Linked DNA regions of Homo sapiens: region 1 is linked to region 2. The links are chromatin loops, found by intact Hi-C in ENCODE. Cell type or tissue: PC-9. All regions are shown on one strand. Each heading gives the region's core, and the rest is flanking DNA. Links, peaks and the distances in the headings are about the cores only.

What was found. Peaks named below come from ENCODE experiments on the same cell type or tissue, not always from the same donor. Only the 100,000 strongest peaks of a DNase experiment are listed, where the experiment ranks them.
Region 1: a loop joins it to region 2, with 8 times the contacts of the local background. A loop is called at or near these places in 1 of 110 quality-filtered maps.

What each region holds. Positions count from the first base shown.
Region 1 is chr16:71,246,498-71,257,240 of GRCh38, reverse strand. No RefSeq gene overlaps it. Among named protein-coding and RNA genes, the nearest start is that of HYDIN, 21 kb to the right of the region's middle. RefSeq lists a silencer at 1,220-1,456. In PC-9, for the core only: no CTCF peak of the experiment used is centred there; DNase peaks (open chromatin) are centred at 6,200 and 6,620; H3K27ac peaks cover 2,204 bases.
Region 2 is chr16:71,332,674-71,343,416 of GRCh38, reverse strand. No RefSeq gene overlaps it. Among named protein-coding and RNA genes, the nearest start is that of CALB2, 21 kb to the left of the region's middle. RefSeq lists an enhancer at 4,539-5,738. In PC-9, for the core only: no CTCF peak of the experiment used is centred there; DNase peaks (open chromatin) are centred at 3,456, 3,576, 4,566 and 5,076; H3K4me3 peaks cover 1,295 bases; H3K27ac peaks cover 5,000 bases.

The DNA.
Region 1 (10,743 bases), core at 3,619-8,618, 87 kb after region 2:
TTGGACTCCTGGATTCTCATTTTATTCAATGAGTTGTAGATAATTTGTTACTATCATCATTGATTTTGATGCTCACATTTCTCAGATTAGAAATGTCAGCCCTCCATCAATCTGGCTTCTGTGTCCACTTGGCACACCCCATCTTTCTTTGAGTGCATGAGTGCATCCTTGCTTTCTGGCTCAGCATGTTCAGGCATATCTGGTGTTCTCTTTACTCCAACTCTTGAAACAGACATTTCTCCAAGGACTTCTGATTCCTTTTAGTAAAGAATAGTATTTAGAAACCAAGATCAGGTGTCATTACCGTTAGGGCATTATTGCTCCCAGCCCCTTTTACACTCCTAGTGGATAGAACTAGAGAAAAATATGTAAGTGTGTATGAGTGTGTGTGAGTGTGTGTGTATGTAATGCAATGAGTGAACCTTGTGTGTATTCTGGTTCAAATGAACCAGTTGTAAAAACACATTTTGAGAGAGTTGGGGGAAGTTTATATGAACTGAGAATTAGATGATATCAAGGACTTGTTAATTTTGTTATACGTGACAAAGTCATTGTAGTCATGTTAAAAAAAAAAGAAGTCCTTATCTGAGAGAGGCAGCTGACATATTTACAAGTGAACTCTACCTTCAAGTGGGGTAAGTGAGATACAGGTGGAATATAGAAAGGACTATCTAATTTATTATTCCATATCTATATATATACACACACACATACATACACACATATTGTATGTATAGATATAAAATGTGAGATTAAACTTGAGCTTATTATACGTTATATATATATATAATGTGAGATTAAACTTGAGCTTATTTTACAAGTATCTGAAGTCTCAGCGCTTTACATGCAATGTTTGAACTCATTTAAACCAAAAGCTTCCTGTTGAAAGTAAACTTGAATCACAAGCCCCATTTTATAAGACCCAGAAAGGCTTTGATATGTCTGGAGTAGAAGACTTGTCTCCTGACCTTGAGTTTAGTGCATAATATACATCTTATCTCAAAGATAGAGTTGATAATTTGTACTGTCATAATGTATTCTTGGCTTTGGTTCAGGTTATGTGACATTAAAAGATTACTTAGGACCAAATGCAAAACCTTTCATAATCCTGTCTGTGAACTGTTGCTGGTTTGAGCACAGGGGCCGATATAGACATAAGGACATCTGTCCCTCACTGGGCAGGGGAGCTGGCCTCTAGCCTCTACAGCTGTTCCCTGCTGGAGCGGCCATAGTTCAGCAGTGCTTATTAACATTTTGAGCAGCTGTGGCAGCAAGCAGTTTGGTACAAAACAATCCATCAATTAATCTCTTTGTTATTGGACAGTTCAGACGCTTGTGCCTTGGTTAATGCTGTAAAAGGGTTGAGAAGGGTGTGACTCTTGTCTGTTACAGACAGTGACCCCACAGGAAGCTCCAGAGCCCGGAGAAGAGTGACAGTGTCAGGAGGTGGCGAGACAAATAGTGTGTGGGTTGTACACAACTCGCTCAACCCTGGCTGGCTGTGGCTTTGTCTCCCACCCTAGGAAGCATATTAGAATGGCAGCAAGGAGACAGCCAACCTCAGCTCCTCTTTATAAAGAAAAGTAAATTATTGGAAAACTTTAATACTTGGAGCATTGCTAACAAACTCTTGTCAGAATATCATGGTTCAGAGGCACTGTTCTAGTGGAATACTTTTAATAAAGAAAAGAAATGAAAAACAATCTCTACACACTTCCACAGAATTGTCCAGAGGCCCGACTCTTGCCAATGCTGAAAAATCCCTTGGAAATCTTCAGCTTTGCACTTAATTACCACCTCCTTTGGCTGTCTCTCTTTTACTGCTTTTCTCTCCTTCCCCTGTGATTCCCTTCTTGTTGCCAAACACACTTTCTCTTCCAGACACCATCTGCTTTCAGAATACATTTGCACTTTTTTTTCCTACCCAAAGTGGCCCTACTCTAGGGCCTATGTTTTCCCCTTTCTGGACTGCTGCTGTTGTGTTAGCGCCTGGGTTGGTGGGAAGCACAGCTGTGGCTTGCAGAATTGAAATATAGTTGGGAACCCAACAGAGACATTGTTTTCTGGCCTGGCAGTATGATTTATGTTCCTGGTGCCCCCATCCTCTTAAGAATCTCAGGGCTCAGGGATTGGTTTGTGGTATGTCTTTAAATGTATTTTGTTTGTTACACAAATTCAAAGAATTCCTAAGCATATAAAGGAGGAAGTGAAAGTAATTCTCTGCAACACCAGTCACTTTCCCCAGAGGTAAGTGACACGCATAGAGACCCTAGTGACTGTTCTCCAGTGTCATGCATGGCCTTCGGTCTTTTTGGTATGCATGTATCAAAATGTGTAATATAAATACATAGAAATGGGATCATGCCATATATACACCTGCAACTTGCTTATTATTACTTTAAATAAATATCCTGGGCATCTTTTCATGTCAGTATACGTACATTTTCTCATTACATTTAACAGCTGGTATTCCACAGTGTGCATATATATGGCTTATTTACTCAGTCCATTGCTGATACATATTGTTTCCAATTTCTCATTATTATTACCAATGTCTAGCACATTTATCTTTATACATGTACAACTGTATCTGTAGGAGAGTTGGAATGGCTGCGTCGAAGGGTATGGTATAGGAATTTTAAACATTGGTAGATAATGTCCTAAACTTTATATCTAATCACTAAAGCATTTTCTCCCTGAAATTATCAGAAATTATATGGGATAAGTGATAACTGAAGTGTAAAGTGTAAGGTATTTTACAAAGTATTTTTGTTCAATTTATTTAACACTGACAGGTATTCTGTAAGGGAGTGTTATGGACTGAATGTTTGTGTCCCACTCACCCCCCAAATTAATAGGTTGAGATGGTGGTATTAGGAGTGGTATTAGGAGGAGGGTCCTTTGGAAGGTGATTAAGTTATGAGAGTGGAGCCTTATAAATGGGATTAATGCCCTTGTGAAAGAAACCTCAGAGAGTTCCCTCACCCCAGTGAGAAGATGGACATCTATGAACCAAGAAGTGGGCCCCCACCAGACACCAAACCTGCTGTAACTTTGGTCTTGGACTTCCCAACCTCCATGACTATGAAAAATAGATGTTTGTTGTGTAAGCTGCGCAGTCCATGGTATTTTGTTATAGCTGTCCGAACGAGCAGTCATTGAGGGAGGCAATGTTATCTCCAATTTACAGGTGAAGAAATTGAAGCTCACTGAGATTAAGTGATTTTCCCAAAATAACATAGCCCAGAGCCCAGAAGCAGCAGAGCTGAGCTAAGCTCCAGGCCCTCTTCTCCATTTTTTCTTTTTTTTCTTTTTTTTTTCTTTTTGAGGCAGAGTCTCACTCTGTTGCCCAGGCTGGAGCACAGTGGCTCAATCTCTGCTTACTGCAGCCTCCACCTCCTGGGTTCAAGCAATTCTTATGCCTCAGTCTCCTGAGTAGTTGGGATTACAGGCACACGCTACCACGCCTGGCTAATTTATACATATATATGTGTGTATATATATATGTGTATATATTTATGTGTATATACACATATATATACATATACACACACACGCACATATATATACATATGTATATATATATACACATATATACATATGTATATATATACACATATATACATATGTATATATACATATATACATATGTATATATACATATGTATATATACATATATACATATATACACATATATACATATATACATATATATACATATGTATATATATACACATATATATACATGTATATATCTATATGTATATATATATCTATATATATATATATATATATATTTTTTTTTTTTTTTTTTTTTTTTGGTAGAGATGGGGCTTTGTCATGTTGGCCAGGCTGGTCTTGAATTCCTGACCTCAAGTGATCTGCCTGCCTTGGCCTCCCAAAGCGCTGGGATTACAGGCATAACCACCGTGTCTGGCCCTCCAGGCCCTCTTCTGTCTCCAAACCTGAGATTCCTTGTCCTGTACCTACTGCCTCCCCATGAACGTGCACTGAGCCTTCTGCTGTGATGGATCCATTGAACGTAGGTAGAGAGGCTATGGAGGGACTATTGGCCAGCAAACTTCATCCTAGGTAGCACAGCCATGGCCATACAGACATTTCTCTCTCTGCTGTCACTTCCTTAGTGATCTCATCTGGTCATAGCTTTGAATACCACTGATATATCAGTGACTCCCAAACTTCTATTTTCAGCTTAGGACTCTCTCCTTAACATATCCTATGCTGAACTTTTGATCTTTCATCCTCAACCTGCTCTACCTATAGCCTTCACCATCTCAGTGGGTTACTTAATTCTTCAGGCCTGAATCCTTGATTCCTTTCAATCATATACCTCATTGATAGGGAATACGCCCAAGCCCATACTGCCAGGTGTGAACTGAAATCCAGGCATGTCTTTCTGTAAAGCACACCTAGGTTATACTGCCTTATTCTAACCCCTTATTCTAACTGAAAATAGAATTCTGACCCAATCCCTGAAATGTGTCCTCTAATTTGGGAGTCAATGGGCTGAGTGAATGTTTAGTGATGAGATCACATTCTTAATAAATTTATTTCTACTGGTTTCTAGGACTACAAAAATCCAGAGTCTGAGTTAAACATATTGAAGACATAATTTAATTGTAGCTGATCTCAGTGGACCCAGTATCTTGAAAGCACACAAATCTTCCCTAGATCAGTTCTTCCACATTGCATGCAAATGAGGTAGGGGAAGAATGGCAGAGGGAGAAAAATGGAAGGGAGGTAATGAGTCTGGGAAAGGAGCCTCTTGCAATTTTTTACTTTTTTTATTTTTTGAGACAGAGTCTTGCTCTATCGCCCAGGATGGAGTGCAGTTGCCCAATCTTGACTCACTGCAACCTCCACCTCTCAGGTTCAAGTGATTCTCGTGCTTCAGCCTCCTGAGTAGCTGGGATTACAGGTGCGTACCACCAGGCCGGCTAATTTTGTATTTTTAGCAGGGACAGGATTTCGCCATGTTGGCCAGGCTGGTCTTGAACTCCTGACCCCAAATGATCTGCCTGCCTCGGCCTCCCAAAGTCCTGGCAATACAGGCGTGAACTATTGTGCCTGGCCTGCCTCTTGCTATTTATTCTTTCTCTCTCAAAAGAATCAAGGTCAGAAGGAATGTCTTTCCATGGAAAGGCTGCTGAGTTGGGGGGTTTGGACAGGAGCCGGCAAAGCCATGGCTCCTTCTCAATGCACAAAGGAAAGAAAACTCTTAAGTAAACTGTGGTGAAACTGAAATTCTGGACCAGGAGGGGGATTTCACTTGTCATGACGCACTTAGCATCTGAGCATATACTTTTGGTATTTGTGTTTCTGTATATATGTTCGTGTGTCGAACGTTGTCAAACCCAGAAACCAAAAGTTGAACAGTCTAGGTGCCATTTTAATTATAATTCAGTTATCAACTGGACGTCCTTGGTCCTAAGAAATTTAGATAAAACTCAAACCTTCAATTGTACATTCTGGCTAAAATCTGCCTGGGACAGAGGGGTTTCCTGAGTTGTGAGACTCTCAAGGCTAACACTGGAAAAATCCTGGACAAACTGTGACAAGTTGGTCACCCTGAGCTTATCTGAAGCCAGAGCCCTCACCACTATTTTCGCTCATTCTGAACAGCTTAATTTTTTTCTGCCCCCTTCTTTGTGGCTCCCATATTCAGGCTTTCTTAAATTCTACCTCTGGGGGACCTGCATGCAAAGCTGAATTCCTTCATGGTTTTTGCAAAGGATTCACTCTCACTCTGCATTTAACGAAGTAAGCAGCTTTCTAGGAGACTTAAGGGGGTCGCAGATTCCACTGAACAGCCTTTAATCATCCATTCCATTTCTCACTATTCCTCTTTTTCTTTCTCCTCCCTTCAATCTTTGTTGCAATCAGGAAATTTGTTCTCTATCTTATCTGGAGTATTCCTGCCCCGCAAGGTCCCTGGTAGCAGGGGTCCTCACGTTTTATTTCATGAGGAGATTATACCAAGAAGTCTTCCCAACAAAGTTGGGTCTCACTAAAAGGAATTCTTAACCCAGTGACTGAGATAATAAAATCATGTTTATTACATAAGATAATGAAGACTATTTTATATACACATGGATATAAATTTTTGACCTAGTTTGGGAATTATTAAGCTGGCTTCCTTTTCTCCCTTTCACAAAGATTGTGTAAGATGTAACTCCACCCCCAATTACACAATGCTGGTTATTTTCTTTTCTCATGGAGTTTACCAGTGGGAGCTAAACTGAGGGTACAGCTTAACCTGTCTTCTTGTTTTGGGGACAAGGAATTTTCCTCAGAGGTCCATGGTTTGATGCATTAACAAACCCCTCAGGATACTGGCTCTGCAAGGGGAATTGTGTGTGCATCCTAAAAATCAAGTGATGCATCTTTCCTAACAGAAGGCATTAAAGATTCAAGTCAGACTTGGATAAGAGGCCCTAATAATGAGAAAGTTGTCAAAGCCATTCATCAGGAAGAAGCTAGAGGGAGTGGGGCCAGATAGATGAGATTCCAGGAGGTTTCTGGGGGAGGATCCTTTCTGCTTCTCTTGGAGGTGACACATCTGTGAAGCGGGGGAACCTGTTTGGGGTGCCGGTCAGAAGTTTCACCTGGCTTTCGCTTCCTATTATTCAGCATGTCTGCACTCTGGGAGAGGCGATGTGTGTTATTTACAGAGAAATAAACCAGGAGAAGAGGGAGGCATAGGGAAACGCACACATGGATGATAATGGTAGGCCAAGAAAGTTTAACATTTGAAAACCTTCCCCAAGTCTCTGCCCATGTCCCCATTTGAAAAAGCTGAGTTTCACTGATCAGAGAACAACAGTACTAATGATAATAGCTAACATTTGTTGAATGCTAACTGTGTGCCAACACTGTGTTTAGTCCACACATGAAAAGATGTTCAACTTGATTGGTCACCAGGGAAATGTGAATTGCAACCACAATATGATAGCTCTACAGATGCACTAGAATGGCTAAAATGAAAACATCAGAAAAATACTAAGTGTTGGTAAAGATGTGGAGCAACTGAATTCTCATACACTGCTAGTTTGGATTTAAATGGGAACAACCACTTTGGAAAACTTGCTGGCAGTATCCACTAAAGCTGATACCTCTGATCCAGAAATTGTAAATGTATGTTCACCAAAAGATGAGTACAAGAATTTTCATAGCACCACTCTATTTGTAATAGCTCCAAACTGGAGACAGTCCCAATCTTCATCAACAGTAGAATGGATAAATAAATCATAGTCTATTTGTAACATGAACTATTACATAGCAATGAGAATGAATGAACTCTAACTACACGTGACACTATGGATGAGTCTCACTCCTTATAGTAACCCTATGAAGCAGTTCCTATGATTACTCCCATTTTACTGATAAGGGAAGCTGCTTACTTCATTAAATGCATAGTGAGAGTGAATATTTTGCAGAAATCCATAAAGGAATTAAGCTTTGCATGCAGGTCCCCCAGAGGTAGAAATAGGAAGGCCTGACTATAGGAGCTACAAAAGAGGGCACAGAAAAAATTAAGCTGTTTGGAATGAGCAAAAACGGTAGTGAGGGCTCTGGGTTCCTCATTTGTAAACTGGGAAGTGCAGTAGCTAGGATTCAAACCCTGGCTATTGAGCTCCAACCCTTCACCAGGATGCACCACTGCCCCCTAGGCCTCTACTCATACAAGCAGCCTGTGTTTGGTATGTGTGTGGGGGGTAGAAGTAGTGCAGGCTGACTTTGCAAAAGGCATCTATCAGCTAACTTTGACTACCATGTGTTAGGCTTTGTATATTAACATTACTTAGAGCATAAGGTTTAATCCTCACAACAGCCCTTTGCAGTGGGTTCTGTCAACATGCCCATTTCTACAAAAGGGAAAACAGATGCAGAGAGGTAAAGTCAGTCATCTGAGGTTGTATGACCTTAGCTACCTCTCTGCATCTAGTGTGTGATAGAGCCAGGATTCAAAGTAAGCCTTCCCCATCCCGCTACCTGGCTCTTCGCAGCACCAATAGGACAGCAAAGCCATGGGGCCACAGTGCCAACAGGAACCATCGTACCAGATCACAGGGCTTGAGTTCCTCGAGCTGTCCCTTGACAACAACAATGGAGATTTGAGGCTAAACCCTTGAGGTTTCATGAGGCCACCTGGCTTCTGAGCAAACTCTCTGCCATAGGTTTTCTTCACTGTTTTCAAGAGAAGAGGAAACGGGCATGTCCATGGCGCTGTCTATGTCTTCTTGGAAACAAAAAAGACTGTTAATCAGTCCTCTCTACAGCTTCTCAGCTTCAAAATTGGAAGCTATGTCGAAGTGCTCCTGGAAAAGCTGCTTTCTAGCAGTTCTGCCTGCTAGAAAGGGCCCCTTCTAGCAGGCAGAACAGAGAGGACTTGTACTGGAGAGAAAAAGTTACCTAGCATATGGTGGGCATGTGCGTGGAATTCCCCAGTGAGCTCTGGAATGGGCACGGGCCTGTACCTTGGGGCTCTCGAATAAGAAGCCTGGGCCCTACCAACGTCTGGCTTCTGCTGCTCAAGAAACAGATGCTAGGCCTTCCTGCATTGCCAAGAGCAGAGGCCTTTGGGGACTCAAGTTTGTTTGGCTTGAATGTGTTGGTGGAGAAATGAGAAGGTAGGAGTGAGGGCATCTTTTAACATTATCCCATGATTGTAGAGCTTCATCCTCTCCAGCCTTAATTATGACAGTAGCCTCCTACCTGGTCTCCCTGATTTCAGCCCTTCTTCTCCCTAACAGACCTTTCTCACAGCTCCCAGGTTGTGAATCCCTTGCCGGATGCTCCAGCTGCCACTTACCCAAGCACATGATGCTGTTGAATGTCGTTGTGTTTTGCAAATGTTGAATCATCTGCCTACAGTACCTTTCCCACTCAACGTGGCAAGAACCTACTTATTTTTGGAGGCCCAGTTCACAAGCTTTTTCTTTGGTGTTGCCTTCTCTCACCACCCTCCTGGGTAGAGTTCATTGTTCCTGTCTTAGCACTTCCAAAACACTCTTTTTCTTTTTAACACAGAACATCCTGGCTCTAGCAATGTACTGTAATTATTCGCCATCCTGTCTGTAGAGTAGACTGTGAGCTCCTTATGGGCAGCAGACATGGCGCATTCACACATTTATCCTCATATCCCTAATATCTAACAGTACCCAGCTTGCCCAGGAGGTGAGTGTTTGCTGGATGAAATCCAAAGGCCCAGCAATCACACGCCCACCCAGCCACTCACCCCCTCCCCCTGCCACGCACACAGGGTGCAGTGGCTCATGCCTGTCTGTAATCCCAACACTTTGGGAGGCTAAGGCAGGAAGATTGCTTGAGCCCCAGGGTTTGAGACCAGCCTGGGCAACATAGTGAGACCTCATCTACACACACACACACACACACACACACACACATACACACAGAGAACAAACAAGCAAACAAACTCAAAGGCACAGTTTTGAAGTATGAATTCATAGTACCTTTGCAGCTCCAACTCGGCCATTGAAAAAAACATGTCCTTCTCAGGCTGGCTTTCCCCTCCACAGTCACATGACTACGTCACTCATACATGCCCCTTCTGGCCATTTCAACATCAGTACAAGAAACTGTAGCTTTTACGCAAGGCAACGAGTTGCTTTCGGCCATCTCAGCTTTCTCATCCAGGTAGGTGGTCGTTATCAGTGATGTGGTCTAATCTGTAATGGAGTAATTGCACATGGGGAACAAGAGCTTATTTAATCGGTGTCCCCCAACTCCCATGATGGGTTACTGATATCAAAAGGTGTTTTTTGTTTGTTTGTTTGTTTTTAGATGGAGTCTTGCTCTGTACCCCAGGCTGGAGTGCAGAGGCGCGATCTTGGCTCACTGCAACCTCCGCCTCCTGGGTTCAAGCAATTCTCTGCCTCAGCCTCCCGAATAGCTGGGATTACAGGCGCATACCACCATGCCCAGCTAATTTTTGTATTTTTAGTAGAGACAGGGTTTCACCATCTTGGCCAGGCTGGTCTTGAACTCCTGACCTCGTGATCCACCCACTTCGGCCTCCCAAAGTGCTGGGATTACAGGCATGAGCCACCACGCCCGGCCACAAAAGTTTTTAAAATGGCTGGGAATGGGGGCTCACATGTATAATCCCAGCAGTCTGGGAGGACAAGGCAGGAGGACCAGTTGAGGCCAACCCGGGAAACACAGTGAGACCACATCGCCACAGAAAAATGTTAAAATTATTCAGACGTGGTGGCATGCACCTGTAGTCCCAGCAACTCAGGAGGCCGAGGCGGGAGGATGACTTGTCCCTGGGAGATCAAGGCTGCAGTGAGCTGTGATGGTGCCACTGCACTCCAGCCTGGGCAACAGAGCAAGACTTTGTCCCCAAAAAGAAAAAAATATCAACTAACCAAACAAACAAAACTTTAGTAAGCAAGCCTCCCACCCCTCTTTATAAGGGGGTTTTTACAGAGTTCTCATAGGTTCTCCCCAAACCCCACTCTCCAGTTTCTCCTAGTATTAACATTTTACATTACTATGATACATTTGTTGCAATTAATGAACCAATACTGATGCATTATTATTAATTAAAGTTTACAATGTATTCAGATTTCCTTAGTTTTTACTTAATATCTGACCTTCTCTATTCAAGGATCCCCTCCAGGGTCCCACATTGCATTCAGCCATCCTGTCCCCTTTGGCTCCTCTCTCATCTGACAGTTTCTCAGACTTTTCTTGCT
Region 2 (10,743 bases), core at 2,660-7,659:
AAGTCTAGCGCTAATTACCCTGAAGCTCTGGCACTCCTGCTGATGTGCCACCGAAGCTTCTGCTGCGATCCTGCACCCTCCCAAGCCCCAGCTTTGCATCGTGAAGTCTTTGTTGAGAAGGGAGGTGAGGCTACCAGTATGTCCTAAATTTTCCAGCTCTGGCCAGGGAGCTGCCTCATTATAGGGGTCTCCAACCTGAATGGGACTTTAATGGTGATGTGCAGAACTTCATTTTCTGCACACGTTGGAGCGTAGGATGGGGGCGTAGAGGAGCTCAGGTCCCCTGTGCCCAGTGGCCGGCCAACCTGGAAAGCTTTCTGGTGAACTGTGTGTGTGCACGTGTGTGTGTTCATGTGCACATGCAAATTTTTTCTTTGCAAAAATCATTTATTTATTTTTTTTTGAGACAGGGTCTTGCTCTGTCATCCAGGCTGAAATGCAGTGATGTGATCATGGCTTACTGCAGCCTTGACCTCCCAGGCTCAAGCAATCCTCCTACCTCAGCCTCCCAAGTAGCTGGGACTACAGGTGCTTGCCACCATGCCTGGCTAAGTTTTTCATATTTTTTGTAGAGAGGGGGTTTTGCCATGTTGCCCAGGCTGGGCAAAAATAATTTATATTCATTGTAGAAAATATTGCTAAGCAAAACCAAGATGTACCACCCACAATCCCACTCCTTGGGTTAGCCGTTTTTAACATTTTCGTTTATTTTTTTCCAGTCTTTTGCCTCTGCATACATTTACATATTATTTATTACAAAAAATGAGATTGTACTATATGTATTGCTTAGTTTCAATGACATATTTTGACCATCTTTCCATGTCGTTGCACACTCTTCTACAATGTCTTTTAAAATGACCATACATGATTCATCCTTTGCATGTGTGTATTATAACTTTATTTTCCAGTTGCCTATTATTAAGGAGAAGCTGTTGTTTCCAGTCATTTTGCTATTATAAACAAAGTAGCTAGATCTTTGTTCAAGTTCCTGAAGATCTTCTTACATTTTTAGGTGTGGAGTTGCTGGGATTTAGGGGAACTTTGCGGGAGGTTGGAATCTTATTGATCTGTTCTAAGTTATCCATAGCTCCTTGGCACAGACACTCTAAGGAAATAATTAGAGGCACATGATTAAAGATCAAGTGGCTGGGTTTGAATCCCAGCTCTGCCTAGCAAAGGTTTGGGACCCTGGGCATATTCCTGAACCTCAGTTTCTTCATCTGTAATATGGGAACAACAGTACCCCACCCTGTCGTGTTGCTATGAGGTTGATGTGACCGCCTGGCCCATCTCCGACCTGGTTCTCCAGCTCTCACCTTGTCCCTACTCCCCAGCCTCACCAACGCAACATGGCAGCGGCTTGTCTGCCACAGGACCTTTGCACTTGCTGTTCCCACAGTGTGACACCTTCTTCCTCCAGATTCCATGTAGCTCTCTCCCTCCCCTCACTCAGGTCTCAGCTCAGATCACCCCTTTTCTGACCCTCTTCCCTTGCCATCATTCTCTATTACTTTACTGGGCTTTATTTTTCTTAGACTAGTTGTAATCTCTTGTCATCTTACGTATCTATTTGGTTTTGTCTATCCCCCCCTTCCCAAGAATATAAGTTCCTTGAGGACAAGGAGTTTATTTTTTTCTAGGGCCATGTCAGCAGTATCTGAATTATATTGCCTGTTGCATAGAAGGTGCTCAAACATGACTTTAATTTTTTTTTCCCTGGAGCAACTAAATACTAAATATCTGCTTTGTTTTCTCTGTACCTATTGCTAATACTTTCCACACTCACAAAGACTCTATCAATATAATTTCCTACAATGTTCAATTTGGTAGTTGGGTTCTCCCCCCTCCATCCCCATCCAGAGACCCCTGTTGAAGGAGAAGTTTAGTTACTCTTTAAGCTGGCTACAAAGCCATCATTCTCTGATTTTTTTCTTTCTCTTCTTCTTCTTCTTCTTTTTTTTTTTTTTTGAGAAAGGGTCTTGCTCTGTTGCCCAAGCTGGAGGGTAGTGGTATGATCTCAGCTCACTGCAGCCTCCGTGTCCTGGGTTCAAACGATTCTCATGCCTCGGTCTCCCCGGTAGCTGGGATTATAGGCGAGCACCACCATGCCTGGCCAATAGAGATGGGGTTTCGCCAGTTTTGAGTCTCGAACTCCCGGCCTCAAGTGATCCACCCACCTTGGCCTGCCAAAGCGCTGGGATTACAACTGTAAGCCACTGTGCCTGGGCCTAAGTTTTTGTTTTTTTTCAAGACAGGGTCTCATTTTGTCACCCAGGCTGGAGTGCAGTGGTGCAATCATGGCTCACTGCAGCCTCAACCTCCTAGGCTCAAGTGATCCTCCCACCTCAGCCTCCTGAGTAGCTGGGACCACAGGCAGGCACCACTACTCCTGGCTAATTTTTAATTTTTTGTAGACACAGGGTTTCACCATGTTGCCCAGGCTGTCTTCAAACTTCTGGGCTCAAGCAGTCCTTCCCACTTCAGCCTCCCAAATTGCTGGGATTAAAGGCGTTAGCCACTATGCTCACTCTCAAACATGATTTTAGAAATGAATGGATTTTGCATGGGAAGTACTGAGCACAGTGCCACTCCTGGGTTCATGTGCAATAAACTGTTATTCATCCCCTAGAAGGGCTGGATGGAATGATCTGGAAGTTGCCATGGCATGATCCTGTTAGATCTAGGCAGCAGAGATGCTCTGAGCAGACAGGAGGTGGGAGGGCGGGGGATGTCCTGTTTGATTGCTTCTCCAGCTCATGGTTGAATAGGCAATGGGGGGCTGTGGCCACGGTGCCCCACCCCTTACCCTCTTAGTTCCTTTCTTCTTGAGGATACTACCCCTTCTCCCTCAAAACACAGAACCTCCTCTTAGCTACTTCTCAACTAATCTCTTCCTGGGCTGTTCCACTTTAAATGGAAGCCAGGCAACCAGACGCCCGCAGAGAAGCGAGGGACCTTCCTTTTTCTGTCCCAGCGTTCCTCTTGAGCTGCAATTCTTCTTGTCTTTGCCTTCATCATTCACTCTGAGCCAGTGACTGAGCTACTCTTTTTTTTTTTTCTTCCTTTGAGATGGAGTCTCGCTCCCTCGCCCAGGCTGGAATGCAATGGTGCAGTCTTGGCTCACTGCAACCTCTGTCTCCTGGGTTCAAGTGATTCTCCTGCCTCAGCCTCCTGAGTAGCTGAGATTACAGGCATGAGCCACCATGCCTGGCTAATTTTTGTATTTTAGTGGAGACGAGATTTTACCATGTTGGTCAGGCTGGTCTCGAACTTCTGACCTCGTCATCCGCCTGCCTTGGCCTCCCAAAGTGCTGGGATTACAGGAATGAGCCACTGTGCCCGGCCAACCGAGCTACTCTTGAGGTAACTTGGATGGAATGCTCTTCTCCCTGTCTGGGCTTTTTCATACGTGCCTTTGCCCGGGGCCCTTTCCTCCTTCCTACGCACTCCTCACCCCATCCCAGCTAACACCTGCTCAGCCCTCAAGACTCAGGTTTCACCAGGAAAACACCCTTGACTCCATGCCTGGGCAGGTGACTCCACAGTTCCCACACATCTGCTCTCATGGTTTTTATTTTATTATTATTATTATTATTATTATTTAAATCACACCGGGTTGCCATTGTCTGCTTTTTTATCAGCTTCCTCATCAAAATTGCCTTGGTGACCACGGGAACACAGCATTCGTCACCATTTAACCTCAGTACCTTGCTCGACACAGAGAAGGTGCTTGATGTTATCTAGTGAATGAATGGATGATGATGACATAGGCCCTACCAGTGTCAGCAGGAACGTTTTCTGGGTGGGATGCCTGTTCATAGTGCATTGGTGGCAGGACCTGGAGTCTCTCTCTCTCAGGCCAGGCGCTATCCATGGTTTCTGGATAAAGCATCCTTTGTGTCTGGGGGAGTGACATCCTCTGCTCAGCGACAGACCCCATCAGATTCAAATGTTTTCAGCCAGTTTCTATAAATGGGAACGTTTTGATTGGACAGCAGCTGCCATGGTAACTGGCTGATTTTTAGAACGTGGGGACTGGGGACAGACAAGAGACCAGGTATCTTTGAAGAGGCTCTTTTTGAATTATTCCGGTGTTTGGAAGCTCATCAATGAGAACTGACTTTGCCCAAGTGCCCCATGATTGCAACGCTCAGTGCTTTCCTCTCTCTGGGCAGGGGTCTTAAGTGCTTTCATGGGTCATATTTGTGGTATTTCCAGCTTATCCTCTTGGATCCCAGGTTGTTTGGGGCTCAGATGAGGCAGGCTGAGATCTTCTTTGGTATACCAAGGTGATAAGATTGGCAAGGAGGTACAGAAAAACGAGGAGAGGAAGGTCACTTTCACTTTTAATATTTTGCTCCAAACATCCAAATGACCCTCCAGACTCCCTATCTGGAGCTTTATTAAGTGGCAGGACAATGCTTTTGAAGCACTAACTAATGTTATTTCCCCAGTGGAATTTATTTTCCCCATTCAGAGTGTGTGGCTATGTGGTCAACATTTCTGCAGCACATACAGCTGTGCATACCCATACAGCTGTTCAGGTTGTGCACTGAATAAGTCCACCCAGGCTTTGTGCACAATACTTCCTGAAATTGCACAACATGGTAGCCCTGGTAAGGGATGTGGTAACAAAGGTAAAGGGTGATGCTTCCAAGATTTTGCATACAAAATCCTGGCCTTAAGGGGAACAAAAGGAACTGGTAGCATAGATTATTGGTAGCGTTATTATTATTATTATTATTATTATTATTATGTCATCTACTAACAGATGTAAATATAAATAACATATAATAAAAAGAATGAGAGATATTGGCCAATTAAGAACAAGGATACTTTAGCCCAGTCTACATAAAGGTTCCTTGGGCTGTAGAAAGGAGAAGCAACAAGTGTATAGAAGTTAGTGGTTCATTGAGAAGAGGATCCTGCACTTTGCTCCCTGGGTCAAATCCAGGTTAGAGCAGGTGGATATGGCAAAAATCCTCAGGTCAGTTTGTGGAATCTAAGAGTCATGGTGACTCATTTCCCGTTTCCTGGGTGGAGCTCCAGAAAAAGAAAGGGTTGTATGGTAAATCCAATCTAAACAGTCAGGGCCTCTGAGGGTGTAGCCTGGTGGGATGAGTTCAGTGCTATGGATATGGCATCAGAGCTGGCCAGGGAGCTGCGGAAACTGAATGACCCCATGGCCAGAATGAGCCATGACTTAGCAGCCTTCTGTGAGACCCAGCAATGAGGGTGGCTGAGGTGATGGCTGAATCAGATCTCCCTGTACCCCCACCCCTCAACGCTCCTGGGAACTTAGAAGCGTATGTGGGGAAGTGGTGTTGGGGGTCATCACTTTGGCCAAGATTTGGCATGTGTTTTCTGGTGCAATGAGAGATCAGAACAGATTAAATTGTAGTAAAGAAAAATATGGTCATGTTTCTTGCAGTCCTCAGTCTTGGATGCAAGATTTGCTCCCACAACAACAAGCTGCCTTGAGATTCTCCAAAAGAGGCCTGCTTGGGTGTCACTGGCTTATACTAGTGATTTGTCCACCAGACTGCTGCTCAGAATCACCTGGGAAGCTTTGCCAAAACAGGTGCTTGGGCCTCACTTCAGACGTAGAGAATCAGAGTATCTGCAGGTTGGGGCTGGCCCATGCTAGCTGTTGGATGGATCAGTGCCTGCAAAGTAGCTAGTTGGAATCTTGGCTGAATTTGCTCTGTGCTTTTGTGAAAATTTCTTTCTCTTTTCCTATTTCCTTATCCATTAAATAGGTAAATCCTATCTCTTTTTGTAAATGACTCTGAACACTCAGAAATTATTCAGAGGAAAGATCTTAAAAGAAACATAGCAATGCTGTTCACTTAAAAGCATTTCGTGATTACTGTTTAAAAGCAGAAACCTTTCTTTGCCATTTGGCAAAGGACTCTTTTCGTTCATATTTTTATATTTTATTTATATTTATTATATGTTATTTATATTTATATCTGTTAGCAGATGATATAATGATAATAATGATAATTTTTGAAAAACTAGTTATCTATCGGGAGAGGGAAGGAACAGGTGAAGGGAACAGGGACAGAGGCTAGACTTCTTGGAAAGTACCCTTTTTTTTTTTTTTTCGAGACAGAGTCTCACTCTGTTGCCCAGGCTGGAGAGCAATGGCGTGATCTTGGCTTACTGCAACCTCTGCTTCCTGGGTTCAAGCGATTTTCCTGCCTCAGCCTCCTGAGTAGCTGGGATTACAGGCGTGCGCCACAACATCCAGCTTATTTTTGTATTTTAGTAGAGATGCGGGGTTTCACCATGTTGGTGAAGTTGGTCTCGAACTGCTGACCTCAGGTGATCCACCTGCCTCAGCCTCCCCAAGTGCTGGGATTACAGGCGTGAGCCACTGTGCCTGGCCTGGAATGTACCTTTTCTGCAAATTTGACTCCCATGATTACAAAACATAATTAACTCAAAAATGAAAATAACAATCCCTGAACCCCAAAAGAAATGTGAAACAGCGAACCTAATTGTGTGTCCAGTTGGAGGCACACAAACAGAGATAATTTCAAATGACTTTTAAAACACAGTAATTTAACTGTGCATATGAAGTGAAATACATTCTGAGGACAAAAGAACTAAAAATCAACTATTGTCAGTAAAAATATCATTGGAAATAACATTAACATTATTATTCCAAGACTATTTCACACACACAGACATATAGTAAAATAAAGCAAGTAGATAATGATGTAATTAGAAACCAAGATTTTCAGCATAAAAGAGATGCAAATATAAAATTAAAGAGTTCAAGTAAAAGTTCTGTAATTTAAATTTTGAATTAGAAATATCTGCTTAAACTTACACTGTAGCTTCTGTTTTAAACATACACACACAAACACACACATACACACCGTTTGTATTTTCTAGTTCTGTAAACCCAAGAAGTCCTAGAAGCAGTGACCAACTCTATAGCGATGAGAAATCCAGAATCCAGTTTATAGTCTCCAAATACCATTTCTTACAAAAGTAGGATGTTTGAACAATATGCAATGTGTAGACTTCATTTTGGACTTGATTTGAATACAACAACTATATTGAAACATTTATAAAATGATGGAGAAAAATTGAAGGCCAATTTGATATTTGATGAAATTAAGGAATTATGAGAATTGTATTTTGGATATGTTCTTAAAGTGGTACATTATATTTTTAAGATATATACTGACATATTCACAAATGACACATCTTGGATTTGTTTCAAAATAATTTAGTAGGGCCCGTTAAAAAATGGGCAAAAGACATGAACAGACACTTCTCAAAAGAAGACATGCAAGCAACCAACAAACATATGAAAAAATACTTCACATCACTAATCATCAGAGAAACGAAAATCAAAACCACAATAAGATACCCTATCACACCAATCAGAATAGCTATTATAACAAAGTCAAAGAAAGAAAAAAAACAAAACCCCACAGATGTTGGTGAGACTGTCGGTGGGAACGTCACAGTGGAAAGCAGTACAAAGATTTCTCAAAGGACTTAAAATAGAACTACCATTCAGCCCAGCAGTCACATTATTGGGTATGTATCCAAAAGAAACAAATCATTCTACTAAAAAGACACATGCACTCACTGCAATGTTCATTGCAGTACTGCTCACAATAGCAAAGACATGCTCAACCTAGGTGCCCATCAATGGCAGACTAAATGAAGAAAATGTGGCACATATACACCATGGAATACTACACAGCCATAAAAAAGAATGAAATCATGTCCTTTACAGCAACATGGATGGAGCTGGAGGCCACTATCCTAAGCAAATTAATGCGGGGGCTGAAAACCAAATACTACATGTTCTCACTTATAAGTGGGAGCTAAGCACTGGGTGCTCATGGACATAAAGATGGCAACAGTAGATACTGGCAACTCAAAAATGGGGGAGGGAAAATTACAGGGTTGAAAAACTAACTGTTGGGTACTATGCTCAGTACCCGGGTGATGAGATCATTTATAGCCCAAACCTCGGCATGATGCATTAAACCCATGCGTGCACAGGCACCCCCTGAATCTAAAATAAAAGTTGGAAAATAATAATCCAGTAGGCATGGGGGATAATTGGGTGGGTGTGTAGGAGAAAAAAGGACGTAATGTGTTGATCATTGTTGAGGTTACATGGGGGTTCATTATACTATTCTCTGTAATTTAGTGTATGTTTGAAAATTTCCATCAAAAAAAATTTCTTGTAGAAAGAGAAGAAAAGGAGGAGGAGGAGAGGGAGGAAGAGAAGAAAGTGGGGAGTGCATTTTGTAGACCCTCAAGTTGAAAGCATTTTGGGTTGTCCACCAAGAAAGAAGGCGGGCAGCTCCAAGGAGCACAGCCACTTCCCTCTGCACCAAAGGTCATAGTGCCCCCTGGGCAGAGAAACCCATGATTGGTGAGTTAAGTAGTGATTCAGAAAATGTGGCAGTGAATTGAATAATCCACTTTCAGGCAGGTGGCTGAGCTGGCCTGGTGGAAGGCAAGCTGGCCCAAGCAGGAAAGGGGGGCCAGCTATGGGTCCTGACCCCTCTTTTCTCTGGCCATGACTTTTAAAGGAAACAAATTCTAGTTTTAAGGTGGATTGGTCCTGCTTAGAAGGTAACAGCTGGGAAGGTGTCAACTGAGTCAGGTTGAGGAGGTCGTTGTGTGATTCCAGATTTAAAATATTTTATAACACTAATGAATTTTTTTATATTAGGAAAATAACATTCTTAAAAAACATAATGTTGAGAGAAAGGTGTCAGACCCAACAGAACACAGACGATGTTATTCCATTTATATAATGTTCAAAATGAGCAGAATTAACCTACATTTTTTTGAGATACATGATTAGATGGTGATTTTAAAGGAAGACAAGGGCATGACGACTTGGCAGTGAGAACGGTTATCTTTACGTGGGAGGGAGCTGTGATCAGACAGGGCTCCTGGGGTGCTGATATAGACGATGGTTCCATGGGGTTTATTCTATGGTATATTAAGCTATAAATTTATGCTTTATGCTTGCTTTCTAAATGTGGTATGTTTCACAATATAAATATAAAGTAATATACCTTGCTTGTAGAAAATTAGGAAAGGATACAAAATAGTACAAAGTACAAAATAGAAAATAGTTCCCTATGATCGCTCCACCTATAAGTAACCACTGTTGACATGTTGGTATGAATCGTTTTGTAAGGAGTTGGGCTTGGTGGTTAAGGAGATGGACTTTGGAGTTTAACAGACCCAGGCAATTTTCAAATCCTGGCACTGCCTCTTACTAAATGTGAGAACGTGGGCAAGTTACTGCAGTTCTTGTCTGCAAAATAAGGATAATAACAATACTTGTCTTAAAGGGTTGTCATGGGGATAAAAAGAACTAATGAATGAAGAACACCCAGAAATCTTCAATCAGTGTTAACCATTTTTAACTCACTGCAATCTTTTAAAAAACTTATGTGTACTATATATACGAAATCTCTATATTATATGTGTATAGCTATTTATAGTCTATATATTTTTATGCAATTGTGACTGTAGTTCTTAGCAATTATGACTTGAAATCATTTTTTTTTAAAAAGTAATGATCCCTTATTCAATTTCTCAGAGGTACAATTCTACATAATAATGCCTGAATAATCTGGTACAACATCCGAAGCTGTCTGTAACTCATGCTACTCCATCTTACTCCAAAATTGATTATTTGCCTGTGCTGGTGCTTTGTCTGGTCTCCTTACCCCTTTTTGCTGGTTGAAATTCTTTTTTTCTAATTATCAATGATGCTGAGCTTTTTTTCATATGTTTGTTGGCTGCATGAATGTCTTCTTTTGAGAAGTGTCTTTTCATGTCCTTTGGCCATTTTTTAATGGGGTTGTTTGTTTTTTCTTGTAAATGTGTTTAAGTTCTTTGTAGACTCTGGATGTTAGACCTTTGTCAGATGGATAGATGGCAAAAATTTTCTCCCATTCTGTAGGTTGTCTGTTCACTCTGATGATAGTTTCTTTTGCTGTGCAGAAGCTCTTTAGTTTAATCAGATCCCATTTGTCAGTTTTTGCTTTTGTTGCAATTGCTTTTGGCGTTTTTGTCATGAAAACTTTGCCCATGCCTATGTCCTGAATGGTATTGCCTAGATTTTCTTCTAGGGTTTTTATAGTTTTGGTTTTTACATTTTAGTCTTTAATCCATCTTGAGTTAATTTTTGTATAAGGCATAAGGAAGGGGTTCGGTTTCAGTTTTCTGCATGTGGCTATCCAGTTCCCAGCACCATTTATTAAATAGGAAATTATTTCCCCATTACTTGTTTTTGTCAGGTTTGTTAATGGTCATTTGGTTGTAGGTGTGCAGTCTAACTTCTGAGTTCTCTATTCTATTCCACTGGTCTATATGTCTGTTTTTGTACCAGTACCACACTATGTTGGTTACTGTAGCCTTGTAGAGTAGTTTGAAAATGGGTAGCGTGATGCTTCCAGCTTTGTTCTTTTTGTTTAGGATTGTCTTGGCTATATGGGTTCTTTTTTGGTTCCATATGAATTTTAAAAGTTTTTTTTTTCTAATTCTGTGAAGAATGTCAATGGTAGTTTAATGGGAATAGCATTGAATATATAAATTACTTTGGGCAATATGGCCATTTTCATGATATTGATTCTTCATATCCATGAGCATGGAATGTTTTTCCATTTGTTTGTGTCCTCTCTGATTTCCTTGAACAATGGTTTGTAGTTCTTCTTGAAGAGGTCCTTGACTTCCCTT